Regions from separate parts of the Homo sapiens genome. Here region 2 is linked to region 1. A link is a loop called in an ENCODE intact Hi-C map of the cell type or tissue named here. Cell type or tissue: heart left ventricle. All regions are shown on one strand. Each heading gives the region's core, and the rest is flanking DNA. Links, peaks and the distances in the headings are about the cores only.

What was found. A loop is a pair of places that touch in the nucleus more often than their neighbours do. Peaks named below come from ENCODE experiments on the same cell type or tissue, not always from the same donor. Only the 100,000 strongest peaks of a DNase experiment are listed, where the experiment ranks them.
Region 2: it touches region 1 in a loop (4-fold over the local background); 2 of 110 quality-filtered maps call a loop at or near these places.

The regions. Positions count from the first base shown.
Region 1 is chr16:24,232,664-24,238,043 of GRCh38, forward strand. It overlaps LINC02194 (long intergenic non-protein coding RNA 2194), which reads left to right and starts at 3,441. Exons shown (of 4, transcript NR_146569.1): 1 at 3,441-3,473. In heart left ventricle, for the core only: no CTCF peak of the experiment used is centred there; no DNase peak of the experiment used is centred there.
Region 2 is chr16:24,172,474-24,177,853 of GRCh38, forward strand. It overlaps PRKCB (protein kinase C beta), which reads left to right. Exons shown (of 17, transcript NM_002738.7): 12 at 2,045-2,107. Among named protein-coding and RNA genes, the nearest start is that of MIR1273H, 28 kb to the right of the region's middle. In heart left ventricle, for the core only: no CTCF peak of the experiment used is centred there; no DNase peak of the experiment used is centred there.

The DNA.
Region 1 (5,380 bases), core at 126-5,125:
CACCTGTAATCCTAGCTACTTAGGAGGCTGAGGCACGAGAATGCCTTGGACCCAGGAGACAGAGTGAGCCAAGATTGCGCCACTGCACTCCAGCCTGGGCAAGAGAACGAGACTCCGTCTAAGAAAAACAAAACAAAACAAAACAAACAACAACAACAAAAAAAACCCTACATGTTTGACCTTCTTAGGGTCACAAGTGGCAAAACCCACCTCAAACTAAGGCAATTAAAAGGGAAAAATGGTTGTATATTTGTTTAGGTAACTAAAGAGGCCTTAGGTCTTTCTGGCTTCAGGTACAAATGGGTCTATGGACTCACGCAATATGAGAAAGCTGTTACTCTCCACCTTCATCTATTTTTTTCACCATGGCTTTATTTTCTTTGGTGGCTCCCAGAATCTCCAACCACCATCCTCAAGTCTTAGTAATACCAATGGAAGGAGAATTTATTTTTTTCAGTAGTTCCAAAAAAAGTTCTGAGACTGGGTTTTATTGCCTCAGCTTGAATATTTATCTCTAACTTAATTATCTTAGCCCAGAGGATAAATATCAGACTTGCCAAACTTGAGTCACCGTACTTGCCCCTGAAGTAGGGTAGAGGTAAGAGATAATCCCTTTGAATTGCTTGGGAAATGGGCAGTTTCCCAGAAGAAAATGGTGGTGTAATTAAAAGAAGAAAGGGGCCAATGTGGTGGCTCATGCCTGTAATCCCAGCACTTTGGGAGGCCAGGCAGGTGGATCACCTGAAGTCGGGAGTTCGAGACCAGCCTGACCAACATGGATAAACTCCATCTTTACTAAAAATACAAAATTACCCTGGTGTGAAGGTGCATGCCTGTAATCCCAGCTACTTGGGAGGCTGAGGCAGGAGAATCACTTGAACACAGAATGCTGAGGTTGCAGTGAGCCGAGATCGTGTCATTGCACTCCAGGCTAGGCAATAAGAGCGAAACTCAGTCCCTGCCCGCCCCACCCCCCCAAAAAAAAATAAAAAGAAAGGGTAATGGATTCTGGAAAGACAATAATGACAAGTGTTTTCTAAAAGATCAGCACATAGAGTCAACTTCCTCTGGATACTAGGGTTGTAGGAGCAGCCCCATTTAGTGTATGATGTGTTTACCTAATCACCCTTAACGGAAGGTGCTCAAGACCTCTGAAGCCTATAGTAAAGGAAACAAGCTTCTTTGCTAGCTTAGGTAGTGGACATTTTCCCTTCTGGAAAGAACACATCTTTCCTGTTCCATCCCTCATTCTTGCTCACTGTGATTCAGGTGGGCCTAACCCTACCCAAGGCTTCAAGCAGGAGACTATGACCTAAACTCATCTTGTTACAGGAAAGGGGTCCCAATCCAGACCCCAAAAGAGGATTCTTGGCTCTCATGCAAGAAAGAATTCAGGGAGAGCCTATACAGTAAGTGAAAGCTAGTTTATTAAGAAAGTAAAGGAATGAAAGAATGGCTACTCCATAGATAGCATCCCCAAGGGCTGCTGGTTGCCCGTTTTTACAGTTATTTTTTGGTTATATGCTAAAGAAGGGGTGGCTTATTCATGCCTCCCCTTTTTAGACCATATAGGGTAACTTCCTGATGTTGCCATGGCATTTGTAAACTGCCGTGGCGTTGGTGGGAATGTAGCAATGAGGACAACCAGAGGTCACTCTTGTGGCCATCTTGGTTTTGGTGGGTTTTGGCTGCTTCTTTACTGCAACCTGTTTTATCAGCAAGGTCTTTATGACATGTATTTTGTGCCAACCTCCTATCTCATCCTGTGACTTAGAATGCCTTAATCGTTTGGAAATGCAGCCCAGTAGGCTTCAGACTTATTTTACCCAGTCCCTATTCAAGATGGAGTTGCTCTGGTTCTCACACCTCTGACAATCTTATACCTCTGGCCATAATGATTGGTTCTGAGGTGATTATGTCCTTTTTTTCTTTTTTCCTTTTGAGACAGGATCTCTCTTTGTCACCTAGGCTGGAGTGTAGTGGTGCAATCTTTGCTCACTGCAACCTCGAACTCCTGGGCTCAAGCGAGCCTCCTGCTTCAACCTCCCAAGTAGCTGGGACTTACAGGTGCATATCACGAAGCTCACCTAAATTTTTTATATTTTTGTAGAGATGGGATCTTGCTATGTTACCCAGGCTGGTGCTGAACTCCTTGGCACAAGCAATCCTCCCGCCTCAGCCTCCTAAATCACTCGGATTGTAGGCATGAGTCACTATGCCTGGCCACTTGTGTGATTCTATTCTTGTCTGAGTCATCACGCTCTGGGCATTAAATAGATGATAGATAGATAGATAGAGCTATTGGGAAATAAAAGCTCTCTCTTCCTGACTGGGGTGGGTGAGAGGATAGGTTCTTGGCTAGGAGGTACTAGGAACCACTTTGCCACCGCAAGGATAGGTCTGGCCTCAAAATGGTGCAACATAGAGGCAACTGGAGCTGAGAGATGGAGTTTGAACTCCTGGATTCAGGCATGCCTGGACTTCTCAGCTACTTGAGCCAATCGATTGCTATCCTTTTTTTCCCTTGAATTAAACCAATTTGAAGTGCATTTTCTGCCACTTGCAACTGAAACAAAGCCTAAATGATACTACCTGGATCCAAATACCAGCTCTACCATTTTCACAAACCATACTCTTTCAGGTAAGTCAGTTCTTGTGATCCTTAGCTGCCTTCTCTATGGAGTGACGATCCCTCTCTTGTAGGGTTTCTGGGGTAGTAATTGAGGTTATAACTGATAATACACTGGGTGCTCCATACATGTAAGTTTGAGACATTGTAAGAGCAGAGAAAGCACAAAGCAAGTAGGATGCAACCAAACTGAATGTCTATCATTGAAGCCAGGAAAGTATACGATGTAGATGATGAGAGCAGGCTGGACGCAGATAATACGGAGTTCTGGAGCTAACTGGAAAGCCAATGCTCAATTGAAACTCATTTACAATTTAGAATTTAAAATCTCTGTAAGGGACAAACAAAATAAACACCAAGACTGCTAGTTCACAAACCCTGCAAAGCAAATGAAACATTTATGTTTCAGGCGAGACCACAACTGTGAGCCATGAGATGCAGTTGCCCAGTTCTGGGTGTTCCCATGAATTAGGGTTCTGGGGAAAGGAAGCCCCGTGGTGCTCCCCGACCATGTCCCCCCTACTCAGCACCCTCTTCCTCCCAAAGCCAAGAGAATTGAAGGGCCTTTGAGTCCATGCCTCTCTTTTAATTTCAAAACTGAACATGACCACTCTTTATTTTTAATCTTCCCTTCCCCTAGTCTATGCCTTCAAGCAGCTTTTCTGGGGAGAGAGTGTTGGCGCCCACACTGGCAGATCTGAGTCCCTGGCCACGTGCCTGCTGTGATGAGGATGTTGCCATGCTCACCCACCCCAGCAGCCTGGAATCCAGCCTTTAGAGGGGCCCACTTGAGAACTGTCAGCATGATGAGGAGAGTGGAAGTCAAGTCCCACAGGTGACCCAGGTAAGGACAAGGAGCCCTCCATCCTTGCCTCCTCTTTAGAAATAAGCATGCCTTATGTCTGGTTAGAGCATCTGTAACAAAGGACTTGACTTGAGGGAGAAGTAGGAGCTTACAATGGTCATCACCATATATTGAATGCTCCCCATGTGCCAGCACTCTTCATCCACTCTCCAAAGAAGAAACCTGCTTAGAGAGGTCAAGGAACTTGCCTAGAGTCACAAAATTAATAGGTGGATAGCATTTTAATCTTGCTCAGTATAAATTCAGAACTACAACTTAGTCATCATACTATAATGCCTATCAGGAGAAAGAATGCATTGATGAGCTGATATGAATGTCCTGATCCATTTGACAATCATATTTATTATTGTTAATTGTTAAAGAATTACCTGATCCATACATCAATTTTCTATCAATTTGATTGGTATCATGGTCTTAAAACATGTCCAGTTCCTTGATGCTCATCCCATCAAGAGGTAGAGACTAATTTCCCTTCCCCTTGAATATGGTCTGGCTTCTAATGAGTAGAATGTGGCATAAATAATGCATTGTGATGTCAAGGCTAGGTTAGGAAAGGCTTTAGAACTTCTACATGGCTCCATGTCTTGCAATGCTCCTTCTTGAAACCCAGCCACCATGCTGTGAGGAAGCTCAAGCCACACAGAAGCCATGGAGAGGTGCTCCTTCTGATAACCCCTGCTAAAGTCCCACCCAGCAGCCAGCAACAATCACTAGATATGTGAGTGGGAAAGCCTTTGAGATGACCTCAGTCCCAGCACCATCTAACCACAACCAGGGAAGGATTCTGAGCAAGAACCACATAGCTGATCCCAGTTAATTTCCAGAACAGTGAAAGATAACAATAAATGATTGCCATTAGAAATGGTTAGTGTGAATTAGTTCCTGTAAAACTTGATCACTCCTTGAACCCTGGCAAAAAAAAATTAAATTAAAAATTAGCTGCTTGACTTGTCTGATTTGACTCCAAAATGAATAAACTTCACTCTTATAAAACTTTGTCTGGGAGACTTTCCACTTGCCTTTCTGAGAGTGCTTTTACGTTTAAATAATATGGATGATGATGATGATTCGTGGTACTACTTCTTGAGGGCTAAGGTCTCTACCTGCATTATTTTATTTTATTTTATTCTTTTTTTCTTTTTTTGCTCAAAAACAACATAATAGTGTCATTTTCTTTTCTTTTCTTTCTTTCTTTTTCTTTCTTTCTTTTTTTTTTTTTTTTTTGAGATGGAGTTCTGCTCTCGTTGCACAGGCTGGAATGCAGTGGCACAATCTCAGCTCACCACAACCTCCGCCTCCCGGGTTCAAGTGATCCTCCTGCCTCAGCCTCCGGAGTAGCTGGGATTATAGGCACCTGACACCACACCTGGCTAATTTTTTGTATTTTTTTTTTTTTTTTTTTTTTTAGTAGAGACAGGGTTTCTTCATGTTGGTCAGGCTGGTCTTGAACTCCCGACCTCAGGTGATCCGCCCTCCTCAGCCTCTCAAAGTGCTGGGATTACAGGCGTGAGCCACTGCGCCCAGCCAGCAGTATTGTCATTTTCATTTTTGGAACTGAGCTCAAATACTTAAGTTGTCCAGAGGGGTCGGGCATGGTGACTCACACCTGTAATTCCAGCACTTTGGGAGGCAGATAGGGAGGATCACTTGAGGCCAGGAGTTCAGGACCAACCTGGAAAACATGGTGATACCCTGTCTTTATTATTTTTTTAAAATTGTCCAGAACACACAGCTAGGAGGCTGCAAGGGTGAGGTCGTTATTGATTCATTGATTCAACATGTATTTTGGAGCCCCTGCAATATACCACTCTCCATGCCAGGCCCTAAGAAGAAGACAGATGAGGCTTTTGCACTTGTACTCCAGCATAGCAAACAGGTGATAAGAA
Region 2 (5,380 bases), core at 240-5,239, 60 kb before region 1:
TTGAAAAAATATTTAGCCAGGGAAGAAAGGTGTTCTGCTTAATATGAGATACTTCTTTTTTTTCTGACACCAGCTAAGAACCTGAAGCTCAGACAGACACCATGGCTCATACCTGTAATCTCAGTGTTTTGGGAGGCTGAGGTTGGAGGATCACTTGAGCTCAGGAGTTAGAGGCCAGCCTGGGCACCATGACGAGATCTCGTCTCTATAAAAAATAAAAAACTTAGCTGGGCATGGTGGCGCACAGCTGTAGTCTCTCCTAAAAATAAAACAAAACTCAAAGCTCTAAAACCACAGCTATTTATTTATTTCTAATTCATGTCCCTGACTGCTTAGAAAGGCCCTATATCTTCCTTGGGGATTATCATTGTAGATTTTATGTGTCCATTTGCTAATATTTATTGAGAACTTACTATAAGCCAGGCCCTAAGTGCTTAACAAACATCGTCTCACTTAACCTTGAGAATAACTCTGGGAGGGAGATGCTACCATCCCTGCTTTACAAACAAGGAAATGGAGATGCAAGGTTTTGAAAGCTTGCCCAAAATCATGGAGCTAGTAAGAAGCAGTTCCCAAATTCTGACCCCGGTTTTTCTTTGCCCATGTTCTTTATCTTACACCACTCTCCGTCTTAGATGCCTTCACTCCATGGGGGTGAAGGATCAAGGTGCTCGGTGGCAATGGTCTGTGGTTCCTGTGATGGGGAGACTGATTCTGGGTTGTTGGAAATGTGTTTCCTCTGCTGAGTCAATTCCATCCCCTTCGGTTCAAAAGGCAGCTACAGTCTCTTCTTTTTAGAACACAGATTTCATCATGTCATTCCCCTGCTTAGGAACATGGCAAGTTATAGGAATTAGCAATGATAACCTCTCCTGGGGAGTTTTCTAAGATCTTATTGCCTCTCCAGAGAGCCCCCAGAGCTCATCTAGAACCCCACCTTGTCATACTAGAGGCTTGGTGGCTCCTACCCAGTTCAGCTTGCCCCCTCTCCTCCCACCTGGACAGGTTGTGAGCACTATGTTCTGATAGGATTTGCATTATTCTTGTGCTTCCAAATCTAGCCATTTGTATCTCCTGGCATGACTCTAATAGGACTAGCTTTGCTTTTACTTCTAACATCTAATTGACCACAGGCTTTAATTCCATTGTCACACAAGACATGTCAAGACACTTTACATAGTTCCCCAAAGCCCTGCCCAACCTTTGTGGCATAACTGGGCTTCCCAGTTCTCTTGAAACCTCTTTCTTTCTGTGCTGACCTTCAATAAGAGGTTACACTTTAGACAGATGTTGTTTCTTATTCCAGCTGCGCCATTCATTCACTATATAACTTGCCCAAGTTAATCTCTCTAACCCTCAGTTTCCTCATTTGAGGAATGGGGAGATACTAGTAGGACCTACCTTACAGGATTGTTATTAGGATTAAGTCAGGTAATGCCTAAAATGGTGCTGGGGAGATGGTAAACCTTCAACAGATGTTAGCTGCTATTGTTAAGATAATTTAACTTGCTATATAGTCTGAAAGTATAATTCTCTCTTTTTTGGGGGGGTGGGGGACAGGGTCTCACTCTGTTGCTCAGACTGGAATGCATTGGTCCTGACCATAGCTCACTGCAGCCTTGATCACCTGGGATCAAGCGATCCTCTTGCCTCAGCCTTCCGAGTAGCTGGGATCACAGGCATGTGCCACCACACCCAGTTATTTTTTTTCTTTTATTTTTAGTAGAGACAAGGTCTCACTATGTTGCCCAGCTAGTGAAACTATAATCCTTCATCCAGTTCATCATATCCCATGTCCCCTTCTCCACTATACAATTGCTGAACTTCTGCCTACCCCCAGTTTGTCCTTAAGGCAACCCCATCACCCTCTAAACCACCCTTTGAATCCATCTGTACTTTCAGCACTTTATGAGCTATATAGCTGACCATCCATGGGTTCTTTAATGTCCTACACCTAGTTCAATATTGTATTGAATTCTGAGCATTGCCAAGCATATGGTGTCCTTGAGTTTCTCCATCGCTTTTTTTTTTTTTTTAATTTCAGATTTTACGCTGCAGAAATTGCCATCGGTCTGTTCTTCTTACAGAGTAAGGGCATCATTTACCGGTAAGTGAACACTGCTGTACTTTCCATCTCTTCATCTCCCTCAGCTCCTCCCTGCCCTGCCTCTTTCTTCAGCTGCTTTTAAAATTAGAATCCGCGGTGGGGGAGGAATCCTCCAGAACTAACTTGGGCATGTGTTCTGCCAGGCAGCATCGCCCACTGCCCTGGCAAAGTTTGGGCAGCTCTATATGGTGGTAGAAAATCTCGGTGGACTGTGTCACCAATGATGGTTCAGAGCCTCAAACAGGAGACTGTTTGCTCTAAGAGGAGACTCACAGAGAGGACCTCAGTACTTCTTTCTCTTGCTTGTGGACCCTACATTTGAGGAGCAGGCAAAGAATTTTGGCTGGCAGAATGTGATGGATCACATTATTATGAAACATTTTTTATTTATTTATTTTTTTCTGCTATGTAAGTACAACTTGGAAATGGATCTCTGAGTGGCTGCCCTGAAAGACAGGATTAAGTTCAGGACTTGGCATTTGCTGGTTTTTGGAGGAGCAAATGGATGATCATAGCTGCATGAGTCATACCATTTTATATTTCATGCAAGGCAGACGATTGCACCCGAGGCTGCTATTTGTCAGCAAGTCCAGGGCGTACAATTCTCCTTGTACTACATTGATGCAAATGGCATAGCCAGGGCAGGCTTGGGCTGGTTTGTTATGCAAGAGAGGCTGCAAGGTATGAGGCCTCCAAATAGCATTTGGCATGGGTGGGGGTCTATTTCAAAGATTATGAAGAACCACAAGAGTCTCTTCCATTCATGTGTTTGACACACATTTATCAAATCCTACTATATTCTAGGCACTCTTCTGGGTGGTGGGCATACAGAAGTGAATAAAACAGATGAAACCCCTTGCCCCCGTGGAGTTTATCTTTCTCATGGTGGGAGTTAGATAAGTGAATCATAAAAACATAGTCTGCCAAGTAGTGATAAGTACTATGGAGATAAATCAAGCAGGGGAGGGTGCTGGTGTACACTGGGTGTTGGAGGGTTCTCTCTCATTCTGTAGAGAGCATGATGATGAGGGCCTGGAGAGTTAGGGGTGACTTGAGAGTCCTGGGCCTTTTGCCTTAACTGCGGGATATGGGATTAAAAGGCATGAGGGGGCTGGGCACAGTAGCTAGCACCTGTAATCCCAACGCTTTGGGAGGCTGAGGCAGGAGGGGTGCTTCAAGCTAGGAGCTCCAGACCAGCCTAAGCAACATAGTGAGGCCCACATCTCTAAAAATAAAATAAAATTAGCCAGGTGTGATGGTGCATACCTATAGACCTAGCTACTCAGGAGGCTGAGGTGGGAGGATCAATTGAGCCCAGGAATTCAAGGATGCAATGAGCTGTGATCATACTACTGCATTCCAGCCTGCGTGACACAGCAAGACCCTGTCTCAAAAAAAAAAAAAAAAAAAAAAGGCATGTTAAGATTAGCCCTGGTAAGTACAAGGCAGATAGCGGAGGCCAGGCTATGGGATGCTGGTAGGATGGAGAAATGGGAAGTGGGGACCTTGTCAGAGGCTTTCAGAGTCCTGGGGCTTTTAGTCACACCTGAAGTGGTGATATGGAATCTATAGGGGGAAGGATGATCTTATTCTGAGGGCACAAAGTCCCCGCCATTCCTACTTTCTCCTAATGATGGAGGGAAGAAGGTCAAGAAGAGGAGTGGTTTTACTTGGCATGTGGGTGATCCTAGTGAAAATGTAAAAATAGAGAGAAGAAGAAGAATTTAGAAGCTGAGGCAAGAGGATCACTTGAGCCCAGGAGTTCGAAACTGCAGTGAGCTATGATTGTGCCACTGCACTCCAGCCTGGGCAACAGAGCAAGACCATGTCTCTAAAAAAAGAAGAATTTAAATTTTAAATAGTATGATCATTCTGCCCATGCCCATGTTTGCCCTCAATGAACACGTTCACTATGTGTGCATGAAATGGCACATGGAAATCCTCTAATTCCCTTAGTTTCTCTTTTGACTCTCATAGTGACAACATCTTTTTGTGCTGAATATTATTCTGGTTTTGAAAGGTGCACATGAGGCTGGGCGCAGTGGCTCATGCCTGTAAACCCAACACATAGGGAGGCCGAGGCAGGCGGATTGCCTGAGGTCAGGAGTTGGTGACCAGCCTGGCTAACATGGTGAAACCTCATCTCTACTAAAAAATACGAATATTAGCTGGGTGTGGTTGCACATGTCTGTAATCCCAGCCACTCGGGAGGCTGAGGCAGGAGAATTGCTTGAACCCGGGAGGCAGAGGTTGCAGTGAGCTGAGATCACCCCGTTGCACTCCAACCTGGGCAACAAGAATGAAACTCCATTTCAAAAAAAAAAAAAAAAAGTACACATGATCCGCCATATGACATGATCCCTAAATTCAAGCCGATGACTTCAGCTGGTGCTTAACCAAAGAGACAGGCATCATGGGTGATTTTTCACTCTACATGATTTTCAACTTGGGTGCTGACATTAGGACCTAACTCCTATGTGGGATGTGCCTCTACTAAAATAGAACCAACTGGGTTCTTGAGAAGATTAAATATGGAACTACAAGTTTATTGGAAGAAAATCCACTCCCATTGTAGGAAACAGGAGAGGAAATAATTAGTGTTCCGGTCAATTGAGTTGTGATTCAGGGCTAGTTTCTAATCAATCAGGAAGCCGCACTGGGATCTGGGATCCATGGATCCGGCTCACTGGCCAGGCAGGTGGTAAAATTAAAAGATTAGCATTTCAGGTGCTAAGATGATACCTATTCCAAAGCCCCTTTTCCTAAACTAACTACACACTCTCCCTTTCATCTTCCACTATTAATATGGTCTTTAAAGGGGTATTTATCAATCTTTTAAGCCAGTCTGCATCTGAACCCTTCTTTTGTGTATGTGGAAGAACAGAGTCAATCTTCTACTATAAATAATGAAAATGACAGATACTCATTTCACAGCCCACCTGTAGCCAGGGCAGGCACACAACCCAAGCTCTGACAGTTGGTCATACTTACTCAAGACCTTGAATCAGAAACTAGCGGCCAAGGAAGCAGAAAGCATAGAATCAAGAGTGACCATAGTAATTATCAGCAACTACTTTCCAGAGGCAAGAGAAGAGGGTCTTAATAGCAATAGGCAGAGTCCAGCATTAGGGCTTCGTGGAACAAGGGGTGATGTGTGTGTCCCATGGCAGCTTGGGTGGTGGTGTCACTGGACAAGCCCTGAGTTGCAGTTAGGCATTGTTTCAGGCTGTATAGACTCTTAATCTGGTTCTTCAGTCTCCTCAAAGATTCTAT